Regions from separate parts of the Homo sapiens genome. Here region 1 is linked to region 2. Evidence: chromatin loops called from intact Hi-C (ENCODE). Cell type or tissue: CD4-positive, alpha-beta T cell. All regions are shown on one strand. Each heading gives the region's core, and the rest is flanking DNA. Links, peaks and the distances in the headings are about the cores only. Region 1 has its middle 5.1 kb from the start of FAAH2. Region 2 overlaps FAAH2 (fatty acid amide hydrolase 2).

Region 1 (9,785 bases), core at 1,804-6,803, 170 kb after region 2:
CCTACACTATATCTCCTAGTCAGTTTACTCATAAGAAAAAAAATGGGAATAACTACTCCTATATCAAAGGGTTACCATAAACACTAGATAATAAGTAAAAACATTTAGCACAATTTATGGTAAATAGTATAAGTGGTAGTTGTTATAGTTTATTTCAGCTGTGCTTGTGAAAAAAGTGTTGTAAGTATACCTTTGTATGCAAATATTCAGTATGCTCAACAAACAACTAAATGGCAAGTATATATATATTTTCCATATGCATATTATTTAATCCTTATAAGATCACTAACAGGTAGTACTGATGAACATCAAATCTCCAGCCCATCTGTCTCCTAAACTGGACACTTGAAATGCCTTTTTTGACATATCCATGTGAATGTCTTCCAGATCGTTCAAACTCAACAAGTCCAAAACTCATCCTTTTGTCCCCCAGACTGCTGCCCCTACAGGTCTACAAATGGAATTTTCATCCACCCAGTCAGCCATGCCAAAAATCTAGAATCACTTCAGATTCTTCCATTTCTCTTATTCTCATGACAGAATCCAGCCCTTCCTTCTCAACTCAGTCTGGCTCAGATCTCACTGAGGTTTACATGAACTTCTACAAATAATCTAGCTGATCACTCTGCCTTTATTTATAGAGTGTTCTTTCTAATATGTAAATCTGACAATATTACACCCCTGCCAATAACTCCGCAATAATTCTCCATTTTCCACAGATTCAAGACCCATCTACTTTGTCCAGCATTCGACTCTCATGACTGGTGTCTGAAAAACTCTATGCTTCATCCCTAACCCCTTCTATCCCTCACATGCTAAGCTCCTGACAAACAACTATCCGAAAGTTCTCTCTTCCCTCCTTATCTTTGCATCTGCTTTCCCAACCTCTTCATCTAGTTCAGGACAAGTACCACCTCCTCCAGTAAGTCTTCCCTGAACTTACAACTGGGTGTGATGCCACTCTTTTGTAACCCTGCACTCCACAGATTAACAAAATCATAGCACTTACAACCCTCTGTTATGTGTTAGGTTTTTGTGTCTATGCCCCATCTAGATATAAACTCCTCGAAGAACAGGGTCATTCTAATTCCTCTTTGTATTGCCAGAGCCTGACATAGGGCTTGATGAGAAGTCAATACAGGTTTGTAGGCTGAAGGTATGTGATTATGAGATAATGAGCGTTGAAGATAGGGATTCGAGCTTGGCATTTAAGGTCTTGGGTAGGTGAAATGACAACGTCATCCAGGTCACTGTCTTTTCACCTGCAGAACTTAGGTTGATACTGAAAGTGTCATCACAGCACTTCTAGCCTAATTCAAGCACCTGGTAGAAAGCAGGTTAATCATGACAGGCACATCTAGCAGATCCAGTAAAGAAAGCTGATAAAGCAGGTTGTCATAATCTAGGCTCCATTACAGTTCTGAGCAAAACCTGTTAGCTGAGTGAAACTTCCTTACCAGAGAAAGGTTTTGTCAAAATGAAAATATTTACTTTGCCCAACTTTTGTTACTTTATTTAAGTTGTAAATGACAAATATGTGAGCCTGAGGTACAAAGAATGCTCACTGATTGGGCTCTGACCAGACAGACCTGAATCCAAATCCTAGATCCAGCACTCATTATGTTTTTGACCTTGAACAAATCACTTAATGTCCCTAGGTGTGTTTTCTCATCTGTAAAGTAGAATAACAGCTGCCATATGGTGTTATGAAGATTAAATCACATATGGATGTAAAGCTTCTGTTTTTTTTTTACAATCTTAAATATTTTAATTTTATATTAATAGTTAGACCATGTTAAGTATATTGCCATTGTTGGCAACATATCACCAGAACATTTTTATCTTGCAAAATGAATACATACTATACATGAATCGACTACCTGTTTTCCCCATTGACTGGCCCTTTACAAATGCCATTCTATTTTCTCTTTTTAAAAGTGCAACTACTTTAGCTAACTCGTATAAGTGGATTCATACTTTTTATGATGGACTTATTACACTTATCATAAGACCATTAAGATTTATCTTTAAAATAAATGTTAAATTTCCTGCTTTTTAAAAGCTGAATAATATTCCAGGTTTTGTTGTTGTTGTTGTTGTTGTTGTTGTTTTGTTTTGTTATGATATGGTGTCTCATTCTGTCGCCCAGGCTGGAGCGCCACTGGAGTGCAGTGGCACCATCTTGGCTCATTGCAACCTTTGCCTCCCGGGTTCAAGTGATTCTCCTGCCTCAGCCTTCCAAGTAGCTGGTATTATAAGCACCCACCACCATGCCCAGATTGCAGGCTTTCTTCCCGGGCACGCCGCAGGATAAGGCCCATTAGCTTGGGACACTAACAAGGCTACCCCAGCCCTGCCTGAGTTCTCAGGCTGGAAGCAGCTCCACACTTCCCTGGGACAGAGCTCCCAGAGGGAGCAGGCAAGCTGACGTTTTTCCACGCTCATGTTCTCATCAGGCTCTGGAGGTAGTATAGAAGTTGGGGACTGACGCGAACCCACAGCACAGCGCAGTCACCTTAAAGGAAAAGCGGCCAGACTGTTTTCACGTGTGTCCCCACCTCCGCTGCTCTTCACTGAGCAGTGCCTCTTGACCTGGGCCCCAAGCACAATCACTCTGCTTCCACATAAACACTTTACTCGGTAGCAGCTCTGCGTTTCTGAGGAGGAAATCCCAGAGACAACCCACAGCTTCTCTGCCATTGCAGCTGCAGTGGTACTGTTCTGCTGCATTCAGGCCAGGGAATAAAACAAAAGGTCGAGTTGCTACACTGGAGCCTCCAGCACGCTGCAGCCACCATACAGAGAGGAGCCCAGTCTCTCTTCCATGTAGGCTCCCACCCCACACTCTTCACCAAGCAGGGCCCCAAGCCTGGATCTACACAGACGTCCCACCCTTGGCAGAGCATTCCCTCTGCTAGTGGCTTTGTATTTCCCTGGGGGAGGGGCTCCCAGAGGCAACTGACAGCCCCTCTGCCACTGCCATTGCAGTGGTTCTTCCCCTGCTGCCCTCAGGCTGGAGAAGAAATGAAGATCCTGAGGGCTTTACTCACATTTCTAGCAAGACACAGTCACCATACAAAGAAGAGCCCACTCTCTCCTCCCTGTTATCCCTCGAACCCCGACTCTTCCCCAAGCGGGGTCCCCACCTCAGGCCAACAGCACAGTTGCCTCACCCCCTGGCTGAACATCCCCAGTAGCAGTGACTCTGTGTTTTTTTCTGAGATGGAGGTCCCAGAGACAACCAAAAGCCTTTCTGCCCCTGCCACTGCAATGGTAGTGCCCTTGCTGCCCTCAGACTGGGAAAGAAGCAAAGACGCACAGTGCTTTAACCACACCTCCAGAAAGCCACAGCCACCATAAGGAGAAGAGGCTGGTCTGTTCCCTCCGCAATCCCCTTCCCATCCCCAGGCAGGTTCCCATGGCTTGGGCCAAAAACGCAGCTGCCCCACCCTTGACTGATTGCACCAGTTGATATCCGCTCTGAATTTCTCTAGGGTAGAGCACCAAAAGACACGGGAAAGACCCTCTGCCATAGCCACTGCCAAGGTCTTGTCCCCTGCTGCCTCAAAAGTGGGGAAGGAAAATAAAGATGAGCTCACCACAAGGTTGTGCTGTACAGCTCGCAAGTGCCAAACAGAGGTCTACAGACAGCACTTCTGTGGGAGAGGAGCCTACACTTTCAGAACAGTAACAGAAAATTTGATGGCAATCATGAGGAAATACAGGCGAGCCACATGGCTAAGCAAGAGCGTACCTATTAACCATTACATTTAAGCACCATCTAGTGGATTACAACCAAATTTCAACACCGAAAATACTGTTAATATATCCCCCAGTGAAACCAAGGACAAGAACTAAGCTACAAATAAAGATCCTGCAAAAATGCTTAGACTGCTGAAAACATTCAGAAAAGAAGTCAACTGATTATACTCATATTACACTACAGTTGAAGGAACATCAACCCACACAGAAAGAATGAAACCATCAACGGAGTAAACAGACAACCTACAGAATGGGGGAAATATTCACAAACATCAAACAAAGATCTAATATCCACAATCTCTAAGAAACTTAACAAGCAATAAACAAATAACCCCATTAAAAAGTGAGCAAGAAACATAAACAGACACTTCTGAAAAGAAGACATACAAGTGGCCAAAAAACATTAAAAAAATGCTCATCATCACTAATCGTCAGAGAAATGTAAATCAAAACCACGAAGAGATACCATCTCACATAGTCAGAATGGCTATTATTAAAATGTCAAAAAACTAACACATGCTGGTGAGGTTGTACAGAAAAGGGAAAGCTTATACACTGCTATAGGCGATATAAGTTAGTTCAACCATTGTGGAAGGCATTTTGTTTATTTCTCAAAGAACTGAAAGAAGAATTACCATTTGACCAAGCAATCTCATTACTGGGTATACACACAAAGGAATATAAATTGTTCGACCACAAAAATACATGCATCTGTATGTTCTTTGCAGCCCTATTCACAATAACAAAGACATGTAATCAACCGAAATGCCCATCAACATTAGACTGGATAACAAAAATGTGGTACATATACACCATGGAATACTACACAGCCATAAACAGGAATGAGATAATGCCCTTTGGAGAAACATGGATGGAGCTGGAGGCCCTTATCCTAAGAAAACTATCACAGGAACAGAAAACCAAATACTGCATGTTCTCACTTATGAGTGGAAGCTAAACAATGAGGACATATGGCCACAAAGAAGGGAAAAACAGACACCACAGCCTACTTGAAGGTGGAGGGAGAGAGGAGGCTGAGGACCAAAAAATTACCTGACTGGTACTATGCAAATTACCTGGATGGCAAAATAATCTGCACACCAAACCTCCATGACATGCAATTTACCAATATATCAAACCTATACATGTACCACTAAACCTAAAATAAACATTTAAAAAACACATAAAAATACATATACTCATAATGAAAACATGAACTTATATCTGAGGATGCACACATGCACATATACAACTATGTAAATCAAATTTCTTGTTACCCATTCCCAAATACTAACTAATATAAAAACAAATGTATGTCTTAGTAACTATAAACTTGTGCTTAAAGTAGGCAAAAGTGGGTGTGTCTTAATAAGTGTAACACAATAGGTAAGTAAATAGGAAATGATAAACTTTTGACCATGTCCACCACCAAATAAGCTTATTTTGCATACATTATTTTAATTAAACTTCTTATTTTAAGATAATTGTAGATTTACAAGAAGCTGTAAGAAATAATACAGAGAGATTCCAGGTGCCCTTTACTCATTTTCCCCCAATGGTAACATCCTCCAAATAAGTACAATGTCATAATGAGAATACTGTAGTTAATATAGAACATTTTCTTCACAACACAGATCTCTCATGTTGTCCTTTTATGTCCACACCACTGCCCAATCCCCTCATTATTCCATAGCTACCCCCAATCTGTTCTCCATTTGTATGATTTCATTTCAAGATTGTCAAATAAAACAAATCGTGCAGTATTGTAACCAATTGGGGTTTGTTTCTTTCACTCTGCACAATCACTGGAGATTCAGCCAGGTTGTATGTGTATCAATAATCATTTATTTTTCATTGTTACCTAGTATTCCATTACATGGATGTGCCATGGTTTGTTTAACCTTTTCACTATTGAAGGATATCTGTAAGGTTTTTATTCATTTACATCTTTTGGTTATTATTGAATAAAGCTGCTGTAAACATTCATGTACAACTTTTTGTGTGAACAAAGGTATTAATTTCTCTAAGATAAATACCTAAGAGTGCAATTGCTGGGCCATATGGTAGATGCATTTTTAGTGTTTTTTTTTTTTTGAAGCTTCCAAATAATCTTGTAAAGTGGCTATGCCATTTTATGCCACCAGCAATATATGTCATCCAGTTTCACTGCATGCTCAGCAGCATTTCTTACAGTCACCATTTTTTTTTTAAATTTTAGCCATTCTAATAGGTGTAAAGTGATAGCTTAACATAGTTTAAATTTGCATTTCCCTAGGGCCTAAAACAGTTTCATAAGCTTATATGACATCTATATATTCATTTTGGTGAAAAATCTTTTCATGTCTTCTGTTCATTTTCTAATTGGATTTTTTTTGCTTGATATTAAGGTTTTTTAATTAAAGTCAAAAGGTGAAAAAAGTGAAAGCCCAGTCGTTTTGTTTCTTCTATTAAAGACTGTTTTTTGATATTTCAGATTCTTAGCATATCCGTGTAAATGTTATAATCAGAGTACAGAAAAAAAAAGATCTGCTTAGATTTTTATTAGGATTCCATTGAATCTATAGACCAATTTGGGGACAGCTGACATTTTTTCAAAGTGGGGTCTTCCAATCATGAATATGAGATATACATATACACATGCATACATAAGCCCTCAATTATTTAGCTATCTTTAATTTCTTCAGCAATATTTTATAGATTAACTTCCTTGCTATCTATTCGGATGCTGTCATTTTATTCTCTTGCCTGATTGACCTAGCTAGAACTCCCAATACTATGTAAAATAGGAGTGGTCAGAGAGGGAATCAATGTCTTGTGCCAGCTCTCATGGGAAATGCTTCCAGCTTTTGCCCATTCAGTATGATGTTGGCTGTGAGTTTGTCATAAGTGACTCATTATTTTGAAGTATGTTCCTTCAAAATCTTGTTTGTTGAGAACTTTTAACATGAAGGAATGTTTAATTGTACTGAAAGCCTGTTCTCCATCTATTGAGATAATAACGTGTTTTTTGTCTTTAGTTCTGTTTATGTGATGAATCATATTTATTGATTTGCATATGTTGAACCAAACTCTCATCCCAGCATTAAAGCCTACTTGATTATGATAAATAAGCTTTTCTTTTTTTGTTGTGGTTCTTTTTTATTATTATTATCCTTTAAGTTTGGGGTTACATGTGCAGAACGTGTTTTGTTACATAGGTATACACGTGCCTTGGTGGTTTGCTGCACCCATCAACCCGTCACCTACATTAGGTATTTCTCCTAATGTTATCCCTCACCTAGTCCCCCAGTCCCCAACAGGCACCAGTGTGTGATGTTCCCTTCCCTGTGTCCATGTGTTCTCATTGTTCAACTCCCACTTATGAGTGAGAACACGCAGTGTTTGGTTTTCTGCTCTTGTGATAGTTTGCTGAGAATTATGGTTTCTGGCTTCATCCATGTCCCTGCAAAGGACATGAACTCATCCTTTTTTATGGCTGCATAGTATTCCATGGTGTATATGTGCCACATTTTCTTAATCCAGTCTATCATTGATGACATTTTGGTTGGTTCCAAGTCTTTGCTATTGTGAATAGTGCCACAATAAACATACGTGTTCATGTTTCTTTATCATAGAATGATTTATAATCCTTTGGGTATATACCCAGTAATGGGATTGCTGGGACAAATGGCAATTCTAGTTCTAGATCCTTCAGGAATTGCCACATTGTCTTCCACAATGGTTGAACTAATTCACACTCCCCTAACAGTGTAAAAGCATTCCTATTTTTCCACATCTCTCCAGCATCTGTTGTTTCCCGACGTTTTAATGATCGTTATTCTATCTGGCGTGAGATGGTATCTCATTGTGGTTTTGATTTGCATTTCTCTAATGACCAGTGATGATGAGCATTTTTTCATATGCCTCTTAGCTGCATAAATGTCTACTTTTGAGAAGTATCTGTTCTTATACTTTGCCCAAATTTTAATGTGTTTTTTTGTTTTTTTCTTGTAAATTTGTTTAACTTCTTTGTACATTCAATTAGCCCTTTGTCAGGTGGATAGATTGCAAAAATTTTTCTCCCATTCTGTAGGTTGCCAGTTCATTCTGATGATAGGTTTTTTTTTGTTTTATTGTTATTATTATTATTTTACTGTGCAGAAACTCTTTAGTTTTATTAGATGCAATTTGTCAATTTTGGCTTTTGTTGCCATTGCTTTTGGTGTTTTAGTCATGAAGTCCTTGCCCATGTCTCTATCCTGAATGGTATTGCCTAGGTTTTTTCTTCTAGGGTTTTTATGGTTTTAGGTCTAGCATTTAAATCTTTAATCCATCTTGAATTAGTTCTTCTATAAGGTGTAAGGAAGGGATCCAGTTTCAGCTTTCTACATATGGCTAGACAGTTTTCCCAACACCATTTATTAAATAGGGAATCCTTTCCCCATTTCTTGTTATTGTCAGGTTTGTCAAAGATCAGATGGCCGTAGATGTGTGGTGTTATTTCTGAGGCCTCTGTTCTGTTCTGTTCCATTGGTCCATATATCTTCTTTGTTACCAGTACCATGCTGTTTTGGATGCTCTAGCCTTGTAGTATAGTTTGAAATCAGGTAGCGTGATGCCTCCAGCTTTGCTCTTTTTGCTTAGGATTGTCATGGCAATGAGGGCTCTTTTTTGGTTCCATAGGAAACTAAGTAGTTTTTTTCCAATTCTGTGAAGAAAGTCATTGGGAGCTTGATAGGGATGGCATTAAATCTATAAATCATCTTGTGCAGTATGGCCATTTTCACGATATTGATGCTTCCTATCCATGAGCACGGAATGTTCTTCCATTTGTTTTGCTCCGGTTTTACTTCCTTGAGCAGTGGTTTGTAGTTCTCCTTGAAGAGGTCCTTCACCTCCCTTGTAAGTTGGATTGCTAGGTATTTTATTCTCTTTGTAGCAATTGTGAATGGGAGTTCACTCTTGATTTGTTTCTGTGTTTGTCTGTTCTTGGTGTATAGGAATGCTTGTGATTTTTACACACTGATTTTGTATCCTGAGATTTTGCTGAAGTTGCTTATCAGCTTAAGGAGATTTTGGGCTGAGACAATGGGGTTTTCTAAATATACAATCATATCATCTGCAAGCACAGACAATTTGACTTCCTCTTTTCCTAATTGAATACCCTTTATTTCTTTCTCTTGCCTGATTGCCCTAGCCAGAACTTCCAACACTATGTTGAATAGGAGTGGTGAGAGAGGGCATCCTTGTATTGTGCTGGTTTACAAAGGGAATGCTTCCAGGTTTGCCCATTCAGTATGATATTGGCTGTGGGTTTGTCATAAATAGATCCTATTATTTTGAGATACATTCCATCAATACCTAGTTTATTGAGAGTTTTAGCATGAAGGCTGTTGAATTTTGTTGAAGGCCATTTCTGCAACTATTGAGATAATCATGTGGTTTTTCTCATTGGTCGTGTTTATGTGATGGATCACATTTATTGATTTGCATATGTTGAACCAGCCTTGCGTCCCAGGGATGAAGCCAACTTGATCGTGGTGGATAAGCTTTTTGATGTGCTGCTGGAATCGGTTTGCCAGTATTTTACTGAGGATATTCCCAATGATGTTCATCAGGAATATTGGTCTAAAATTCTCTTTTTTTGTTGTGTCTCTGCCAGGTTTTGGTATCAGGCTGATGCTGGCCATATAAAATGAGACAGGGAGGATTTTCTCTTTTTCTATTGATTGGAATAGTTTCAGAAGGAATGGTACCAGCTCCTCTTTGTACCTCTGGTAGAATTCGGCTGTGAATACGTCCGATCCTGGACTTTTTTTGGTTGGTAAACTATTAATTATTGCCTCAGTTTCAGAGCCTGTTATTAGTCTATTCAGAGATTGAACTTTTTCCTGGTTTTGTCTTGGGAGGGTATATGTGTTCAGGAATTCATCCATTTCTTCTAGATTTTCTACTTTATTTGTGTACCGGTGCTTATAGTATTCTCTAAAGGTAGTTTGTATTTCTGTGGGATTGGTGGTGATATCCCCTTTATTATTTTTTAT
Region 2 (9,785 bases), core at 2,768-7,767:
GTCTCCATGGGAGTGGGAACCACTGAGCGAGACCACTTGGCTCTCTGGCTTCAGCCCCCTTTCCCTCTTTCCAGGGGAGTGAACGGTTCTGTCTTGGTGGAGTTCCAGGCGCCACTGGGAAACAACAAGAAAACAACTCTTGCAGCTAGCACAGTGACTGCCCAAACAGCCTCCCAGTTTTGTGTTTCAAACCCAGGTCCCTGGTGGTGTAGGCACAAGAGGGAATCTCCTGTTCTTTGGATTGCAAACCTGTGGGGAAAGCATAGTAAATGGGCTGGATAGCCCAGTCTCTCAGGGCTTCCCTTGGCTAGGGAACGGAGGCCCCCACTCCTTGCACTTCCCGGGTAAGGCAATGCCCAACACTGCTTCTGCTCGCCCTCCATGGTCTGCACCCACTGCCTAACCAGTCCCAGCGAGATGATTAGGTTACCTCAATTGCAAATGCAGAAGTCACTCCCCTTCTGCGTTGATCTCACTGGGAACTGCAGACTGAAGCTGCTATTCCTATTCAGCCATCTCGACATCCATCTTCCTAGGTTTTCTTCTAGGATTTTTTTGTTTTTTTTTGGATGGAGTCTTGCTCTGTCACCCAGGTTGGAGTGCAGTGGTGCCATCTCGATTCACTGCAACCTCTGCCTCCTGGGTTCAAGCGATTCTCCTGCCTCAGCCTCCTGAGTAGCTGGGATTACAGGGCACCTGCCCAGCTATCTGTCAATATTTTTATAGTTTGAGGTCTTACATTTAAATATTTAATCTACTTTAACTTAGTTTTCATATATGGTGACAGGTAGAGATCCAGTTTCATTCTTCTGCATACGGCAGGCAAACTATTATAGTACCATTTATTGAATAGAGAGTCCTTTCCTCCATTGCTTACTTTTGCTCATTTTGTTGAAGATCAGATGGTTGTAGGTGGCAGGTTTATTTCTGGGTTCTCAATTCTGTTTCCTTGGTCTATGTGTCTTTTTTTGCAGCAGTACCATGCTGTTTTGATTATTGTAGCCTTATAGTACATTTGGAAGTTGGGCAATGTGATGCTTCTGTATTGGCTCTTTTTGATTAATATTGCTTTAGCTGTTGAGGTTCTTTTTTTGTTCCAAATGAATTTAAAAATAATTTTGTCAAATTTTGTAAAAATGGCATTAATATTTTGATAGGAGTAGTGTTGAATCTGTAAATTGCTTTGGGCAGTATGGCCATTTTAACTATGTGGATTCTTCCAATATATGAGCATGAAATATTTTCCCATTTATTTGTGTTACCTCTGATTTCTTTTAGCTGTGTTTTGCAGTTCTGCTTGTAAAGATCTTTACCTCATTGGTTAGATGGGTTCCTAGGTATTCCTTTTTTTTTTTTTTGTGGCTATTGTAAATGGAATTCTGTTCTTCATTTGATTCTCACCTAGAACAATATTGGTGTATAAAAATGTTAGGATTTTTGTACATTGGTTTAGTATATTAAAATTTTAGTGAATTCATTTATCAGTTCCAGGAGACTTAGCAGAGTCTTTAGGGTTTTCTAGGTATTGAATCATATCAGTAAAGAGAGAGAGTTTGATTTTCTCTCTTTTTATTTGGGTGCCTTTTATTTATTCCCTTTCTTCATTGCGCTGGCTAGCACATCCAGTACTATATTGAATAGGAGTGGTGAAAGTGGGCATACTTGTCTTGTTCCAGTTCCCAAGGGGAACCGTTCCAGTTTTTGCTCATTCAGTATTACGTTGGCTGTGGGTTTGTCGTAGATGGCTTTTACTATTTTTAGGTATGCTACTTTAATGCTTAATCTGTTGAGGGCTTTTGTCATTAAGGGATGTTGGATTATATTATAGGCTTTTTGTGTATCTATTGAGATGATCATGTAGTTTTTGCTTTTGATTCTGTTTATTTGGTGAATCACATTTATTGATTTCTGTATGGTGAATCAACCTTGCATCCCAGAAATAAAACTTGCATGACTGTGTTGGATTAACTTTTTGATATGCTGGTGGATTTAGTTTGCTATTATCTTGTTGAGAATTTTTGCATCCATGTTCATCAGGGATATTGACTTGAATTTTTTTTTATTTTACTTTACATTTTGTCTCTGCCAGATTTTTGTATCAGAATGCTGCTGGATTCATAGAATGCATTAGGGAGAAGACTCTTCTTCGATTTTCTTGGGAAAGTGTGAGTAGGATTGGTATCAGTTTTTCCTTATATGTCTGGTAGAATTTGGCCGTGAATCCATGGTCCTGGGCTCTTTTTTGTTGGTAAGTTTTTTTATTAGTGATTCAATTTCTGAACTTGTTATTTATCTGTTCATGTCTTCACTTTTATCCCTGATTCTATCTTGGAAGGTTGTGTGTTTCTAGGAATTTATCCATTGTATCTATATTTTCTAACTTGTGTTCACAAAGGTGTTCTGTATAGTCTCTAAGGAACTATTCTATTTCTGTGGAATCAGTTGTAATATCATCTTTGTCATTTCTCATTGTGCTCATTTGGATCTTTATTTTTTATTATTCCTTGTTAGTTTAGCTAATGGTATATCAATCTTGTTTATTCTTTTGAAGGAGCAACACTTGTTTTCATTGATGTTTTGTATGGTCTTTTAGGTCTGAATTCAGCTCAGTTCTCTGATTTAGTTGTTTATTTTCTTCTACTTTATTCGGAGTTGGATGTTCTTTTTTCTTGTTTATCTGACTGTCTTTAGGTTGTTAATTTGACATCTTTCTAACCTCTTGATGAAGGTGTTTAGCACTACAAATTTGTCTCTTACCACTGCTTTAACTGCATCTCAAAGATTTGGTAAGCTGTGTCTCCTATTTCATTAATTTCAAAGTAATTTTTAATTACTGTCTTAATTTTGTTTTTTGCCCAAGAGTTATTCAGGAGAAAGTTGTTTAATTTCCATTTTCTGGTAGTTTTGAGAGATCTTGGTATTGATTTCTGCTTTTATTGCACTATGGTCTGAGAGTTTGCTTGGTATGGTTTTGATTTCTTTGAATTTATTGTGATTTGCTTTATGTCCAAGGATGTGGTGGACCTTAGAATATGTTCTGTGTATGGATGAGAAAAATATATATTCTGTGGTTGTTGTGTGGAGTACTCTGTAGAGGTTGATTGGGTCCAATTGATCAAATGTCAAGTTTCAATCCAGAATTTCTTTGTTAGTTTTCTGCCTCAGTGATCTGTCTAACTCAGTGAGTGGGATGTTAAAATCCCCCGTTATTATTTGTGGCTGTCTAAATCTTTCCATTGGTTAGGAAGAACTTCCTTTATGAATCCAGGTACTTCTACATTGGGTGTGTATATGTTTAGGATAGTTAAGACTTCCTGTTGAATTGAACTCTTTATTATTAAGTATTACCCTTCTTTGTCTTTTATGACCGTTGCTGGTTTAAAATTTGTTAATCTAATGTAAGAATAATGACTCCTGATCTTTTGTTGTTGTTGTTTTCTATTTGCTTGATAGATCTTTCTCCATCCTTTTACTTTGAACTTGTGGGTGTCATTGCAGTTGAAATGGGTCTCTTGAAGACAGTAGATTGTTGGGTTTTATCTTTTTATCTAGCTTGCCACTCTATGCATTTTAAGTGGTACTTTTAGACCCTTTACATTCAGGGTTAGTATTAATTTATGAGATTTTGATCCTGTCATCATGTTGTTGACTGTTTTTTAGACTTGACTGCATAGCTGCTTTATATTGTTTATGGGCCATGTGCTTGAGTGGATTTTTGAGGTAGCAAGTTTTGGTCCTTTATTTTCATATTTAGCACTCTCTTAAAGAACTCGGGTAAGGGTGGTCTGGTAATAATAAATTCCTTTAGTACTTGCTTGTCTGGGAAGAATTTTATTTCTCGTTTGCTTATGAAGTTTAGTTTCATGGAATATGATATTCTTGGTTGAAAATTCTTCACTGTAACAATATTGAAAATAGGCCCCCAATCTCTTCTCACTTGTAGGTTTCTTACAGAGAGTTCTTACAGAGAGTCTGGTGGGGTTTACTTTGTAGGTAACCTGATTTTTCTCTTTAGCTACTTTTAAGAGTTTTTCTTTTGAGTTGATCTTGGTGAATCTGATGACTATGTACCTTCCGGTTTGTCATCTTGTGTAGTATCTACAGGGGGTTTGTGTATTTATTGAATTTGTATGTCCTCCTCCCTGGGACGTTTGGGGAAATTTTCATGGACTATATCCTCAAATATGTTTTACAAGTTACTCTCTCTCCTTTTCTTTTGAAAACACCATGAGTCATACATTTGGTATCTTTACATAATCCCATATTTCTCAAAGGATTTTTTCATTTTCAAAAATTCTTTTTTCTTTATTTTTGTCTGACTGAGTTGATTGTATAAGCTGGTCTTCCAGCTCAGAGATTCTTTCTTCATCTTAATTTTTCTGCTGCTGATGCTTCAGATTCTATTGTGGAGATCTGGAAGTAAATTTTTCAGTTCCAAAAATTTAATTTGGTTCTTTCTTAAAATGGATATTTTATCTTTCAGCTACTGAATTGTTTTATTGGATTCCTTGGATTATGTTTCAACTTTCTCCTCATTCTCACTGAGCTTCCTTGTCATCCAGCTTCTGAATTCTATGTCCACAGTCAGCTCACTCTGGTTAAGAACCATTTCTGGGAGGCTAATGTGTACGTTTATAGGTAAGGGCAAACACTGGCTTTTTGAGTTGCCAGTTCTTGGATTCATTCTTTCTCATGTGTAAGGGTTGATGTTTCTTCACCCGTGAGATAAGTTGAGGATAGTCAGCTGGCTTTGTTTCTGGGTATATTTCAAAGGGTCATGACTTTGTACAGAATGTTTATTTCTGGCTGGATCTTTTCCTTAGTTTTCACAGGTGATACATACTTGCAAAATATTTTAGGTTTGCATTTTGACCTGAGATCCAGCAGGTGGCGCTTAAGAGTGCTAGCAGGCAGATAGGCTCTTCCTACTCTCTTTCAGGGCTCTTCGGTGTTCTGGCCAAGATGACAGTAGTCCTCTGTGGTGTGGGGGAGAGAGGTGACTCGCTCACCTAGATGGCTCCTGGGCTTTGGAGGAGCCCCCTTCGATCACTGGTTCCATGCCCTCACTTCTTTTGTTAGGTGTTCTGGTCCATGGGCTCCCTCAGGCAGGGACCACATTTAGTAGACAGGTCATATCCTTGCCAGGCTGGCCCTGTGGAACAAGGCACACCCCAATCCTCTGCCAGCCCATGAACCTGGGTATCTCCACTTCTCTCAGTGATCTGAGAACGAGGGCTCACCCTTGCTTGGCCACCACCAAGTCCTGATCATCTAAGAGCTGTGGGATGGGGTGGGGTCACTTAATCCCCTGTCTAGGTGCTTTCCGGGGGTTCAAGAAGTTGTGGCCACACACAGAGTTCAGGCAGATGTGGGAATGCTGGGCTGGAAGCTCTATCAGACATGGATTTCCTGGCTATGAGTGGCGGGTTTGGGTGCAGTTGCCTGACCTGCTGTTGGGTTATATTCTAGAGGCTGTTCCTGCCATCAGAGTTCAGACAGAAGTGGGACTGCTGGGCTGGAAGTTCTAGCTGCCTGGCTATGAGTGGTGGTGGGGGTTGTGGAATCACCTATCCTGCAGTTTTTCTGTTTCCCTGGATAACAGGAGGCTGTGTCCACTGGCAGAGTTCAGAAAGAAGAGGAACTGCTGGGCTGGAAGCTCTAGCAGGCATGGCCTGCTGGCTACAAGTGGCAGAGGTGGGCATTGTTGTTTGTGGGTCTCATTTTCCTTTTTTACTTGTATGCCTCATAAATTTTTGTTGAAAACTAGATGCTTTAGTTAATATATTTTATCAACTCTTGATTCTGATTTTTCTCTACCTCTGGGGTACGTTGCTGTGAATTTTGTTAGTATCACTGAAATTTTAGCTTTCAGGGAATTTTTTGTATCTAAGATCTTCCATATTCTGCTTCATGTAAAATCAGCCTCTCTTGGGCAGGGTTGAAGAGCTGCAAGTTCTTATGACCAGCCATGACCTTGTTTAGAACTTCCACAATAAGGTGCCACAGGTAATGGAAGCTGTTGGATGTAGCAGTATTCTCTACTTGCCCACAACAGATGCTGTGTAACATGGGTCTGGAAAGAATGGGAGTTGTCAGTCTTTAAGGTCTGCCTTGCCCTACCCAGTGTGAAAGTTTTGTACCTCAAAGCTGTATCTGAGAAGCGGAGGGGAAAACAGATCCCAGCTTAAATATCATAGACTCCAACTTTTCTTATTAGGAATCACTAATTTTTCTTGAATAAATGCTCCTGAATTTGCTTTATGCCATTTGATCATTTTTCACACTTGAAATGGTTGTTTCCAGTAATTTTTCCAGTTTTATTGCTGGTTTGCTTGAGAGAGAATTTGCTGAGCTTCTTACTCTGTTATTCTGGGATGTTCATTCTTATTTATATTTTTAATTATGTATTTGTTAGTTTAACAAAAAATAATTATGCATTTTGTGCAACAATGCAATGTCCTAGTCAATGCGGATTACATAGGTGAACAAGATAGAAACAGACCACAGCCTTTGAAGAGCTAACAATATAGCAGATTATTTTGTTAAGTAGAATCTTTGCTTAGACTACATGAACATTTCATTTTGTGTGTCTAGCTTATCAATTGGGGAGGTGACCAAGCCCACTCTGTTTAAATATCACAAAGTCAAGTTTGTTCTCAGAGAAAAAGAATGCTGTGATCAATTGTTAATGACTGGCATGGGTACAAGAGGGACTCTTGAGAGTGGCATGTTATGATTTTGCCAAACCTGACATATAAATCTTGAGTTTCACTCTAATGCTGGATGCTGAAGAGGTCACAAAAGATCTGCTTAGCATTCCTGGCACCAATATCAATGGGTTTCTCAGATGAGATCTTTAAAATGCTGTATGGCCAATGCTGTTCATCTCAGGATATAAATGGTCCAAGAGATCTTTGAGTACAGACACCTAAAGTGGGGAGAGGGGAGAAAGCCAGTGAAAGGCCACTTTTGTAAGCTGTTTCCTTCCATCTGTCCTGGTAATCACCTCTCCCAATTATTATGACATATAGGTGTTATGTTGATAATCGTGGTAGGACTAAAGTGGAAGAAAACTGTAAATAACTTCTTTGAGATACAATGATATGAAACATTGTTGATTGCATGTTATCAGGAAATAGCATAGGCTAATCAAATATTCAAAGAATCTGCAGGCTAGATTATTCTCTTTCATTACTGTGTTATTCCAGTGACATTATGCAAAGAAAGCAGGATGGGGCAGGGTGCCAAGACAAATAAATTTTTTTTGCAGTTTTTAGCATGGCTGTGAATGTTCTCCATGACATGCTTACCTTTTCAAACTCATGCTCCTCCTCTCACTCCTCTATTAAAAACTTACTCTCTCCAGTTAGTGTAGTGTTTATACCCTCTGTCCACAGTGTTCCTGTGTGTTTTTCTGTTCTATTGCTCATGGGGTTCGTACTGCGTGGACCATTGTAATACTTACTCAACATCCTTCCTCTGATTAATTTCTAGTTCTCCTTCAGGACCCAGATCAGGGGTCACCTATTCCAGAAAGCCTTCCTTTGTTTTCTTCTACTGAAATTCTCTGTTAACATTTGTTTGTCTCTTGTACTAAGCTAGGAGCTCCCTGAGAGCATGGAATGTATCTGATTCATCTAACACCAGTGCATACAGTATAGTTCACAATACATGCTTAATAAATTTATTCTCATTGTAGAGTGTCAATGGAGCAAAGTAGGAGAAGGTACTTTGCTTCACTGAGCACTAAGTGAGGCAGAAGAACAAGGGAAGAGAGTTAATTAGAAGCAATAGGATTTGGAGTCAGACAGACCTGGGTTTGAATCCTTATCACTTCACTTCATAGCTGAGAGACCCTGTTCAGCCTCCTGTTTCCTCTTCTGTGTAATAAATAAGATCACTTCCTCTGAAATCATAGGGCCTGGGTTAAAGTCCCAGTTCGTATATTATCTTAGCTATGTGACTTTGGAAATGTTTCCTAAAGATTTTTGTGTCTAAATTCCTTCATCTGTAAAATGAGGACACTAATAATTTCTCCTTTTTATAGGGCTGCTGTAAGATAAAATGAGATGAAACATGTAAAACTCAGAACAATTCTAGGAATAGATAAAACAAGGAAAACACATATAACTAATACTACGAAGTAAAGCAGAGATATTGATATTACCTACATTAATATCAATATAAACATATACATGTCTCCAATAAATGGTATCATTATCACTATTATTAATAATTTTAAAGCACTCTACACATTATTACATTATATCCTTCCAACCATCCTTCAAAGTCAATCTAGCATCCTCATCTTAGCTGTAAGAAAGCCAAGGCTCAAAAATTAAATATCTGATTTAGTGTACCCATCTTGTAAGTAGGAGACAAACATAAAAAGCTTATACAAGCTTGAGAAACTGAGAGGGGTATTTCTCAGTAGGAAAAAAAAGAACCAGGAATAAAACATTAACCTATTTGGCATCCAACAATTCTACATCTTTGACAAAAGGTCTCACAAACCTCTTATATTTTCAGCTTTAGTAAAGACAATAAAAACAAAACATGAATGAGCATTATTAACCCATACATGTAGTGAAAATAACATTGCATTTAAAGTCAGATAGAATACAACTGAATTTCAGTCCTGACCCTGACCCTTAAATCACTTTATACATCATTCAGTTTCCTCAGGTTTTACACAAAGATAACTTCAGTTGCTGTGAGGGATTTGGGGGAAACATAAATGAGATAATGTATAGAATTTCTGGCTTCTAGTATCTCGTATATATTAGATACTTGCTAAATTGCAGCTATCATCTATCATGGGTCTTGTATCCATATTACCTAGAATATCATCTGGCTTACAAGGAACACTCTTTAAATGTGTTCAAGGCTAAACTAGAGGGAAAAGTTACAAACCATAGGAAGCCTCAAGCTGAGGAAAATCCTCCCCAAAAGGTATAAACAGTATATTTCTCCTTGGGTTCTAGCCTATTGACTAAAGTATTTTACCTGTCTTCAGAAACTGAGTAACTAGGTGATAGAAACTTAAACGCAGCAATTTAGGCAGCATGTTTTTTCAAAGACTTAAGAAATTAAGGCCAGGCATGGTGGCTCATGTATGCAATCCCAGCACTCTGGGAGGCCAAGGCGGACAGATAATCTGAGGTCAGGAGTTCAAGACCAGCCTGGCCAACATGGTGAAACCTGTCTCTACTAAAAATACAAAACTTAGCTGGGTGTGGTGGCACACTCCTGTAATCCCAGCTACTTGGGGGTCTGAGGTAGGAGAATCGCTTGAACCTAGGAGGTGGAGGTTGCAGTGAGCCGAGCTTGTGCCATTGCATTCCAGCCTGGGCAACAAGAGCAAAACTCCAAGAAGGAAGGAAGGAAGCAAGGAAGGAAGGAAGGAAGGACAGGAAGGAAGAAATTAAGAGTGAGTGATCAAAGCCAGGGAGAGAGTAAGGGTAAGGAAATTAAGGATAGGGACTGTTTAATATCCTCTCCCTCATCCTCCACAACCCTTATGTTAATTAATTTACACGTATTATTTCATTTAATCTTAACTGCAACACTGCAAGGCATAGATTACCCTGACTTCCTAGATAGGAAATAAGTTGAGAAAGATTCAATGTCTTCCTCCAGATGCACAAGTAGAAAATTGCAGAGCAAAGGATTCCAAATTCTAACTTTAAGTGGACCACAGGTTTATTGGGTGAGAACGTGTATTTGATGAAGAGTTCTCTATCTTCATCTCAAAGAATAGTGTGGTTCCCTGGGACAAGACTCTG

The links. A loop is a pair of places that touch in the nucleus more often than their neighbours do. Peaks named below come from ENCODE experiments on the same cell type or tissue, not always from the same donor. Only the 100,000 strongest peaks of a DNase experiment are listed, where the experiment ranks them.
Region 1: a loop joins it to region 2, with 14 times the contacts of the local background. A loop is called at or near these places in 16 of 110 quality-filtered maps.

What each region holds. Positions count from the first base shown.
Region 1 is chrX:57,276,722-57,286,506 of GRCh38, reverse strand. It overlaps a transcript of FAAH2 not described here. Among named protein-coding and RNA genes, the nearest start is that of FAAH2, 5.1 kb to the left of the region's middle. In CD4-positive, alpha-beta T cell, for the core only: a CTCF peak has its summit at 3,825 (motif pointing left); a DNase peak (open chromatin) is centred at 3,726.
Region 2 is chrX:57,449,274-57,459,058 of GRCh38, reverse strand. The region is part of intron 10 of FAAH2 (fatty acid amide hydrolase 2); the gene reads right to left. Among named protein-coding and RNA genes, the nearest start is that of ZXDB, 140 kb to the left of the region's middle. RefSeq lists an enhancer at 4,802-4,941 and a silencer at 7,249-7,543. In CD4-positive, alpha-beta T cell, for the core only: no CTCF peak of the experiment used is centred there; a DNase peak (open chromatin) is centred at 4,908.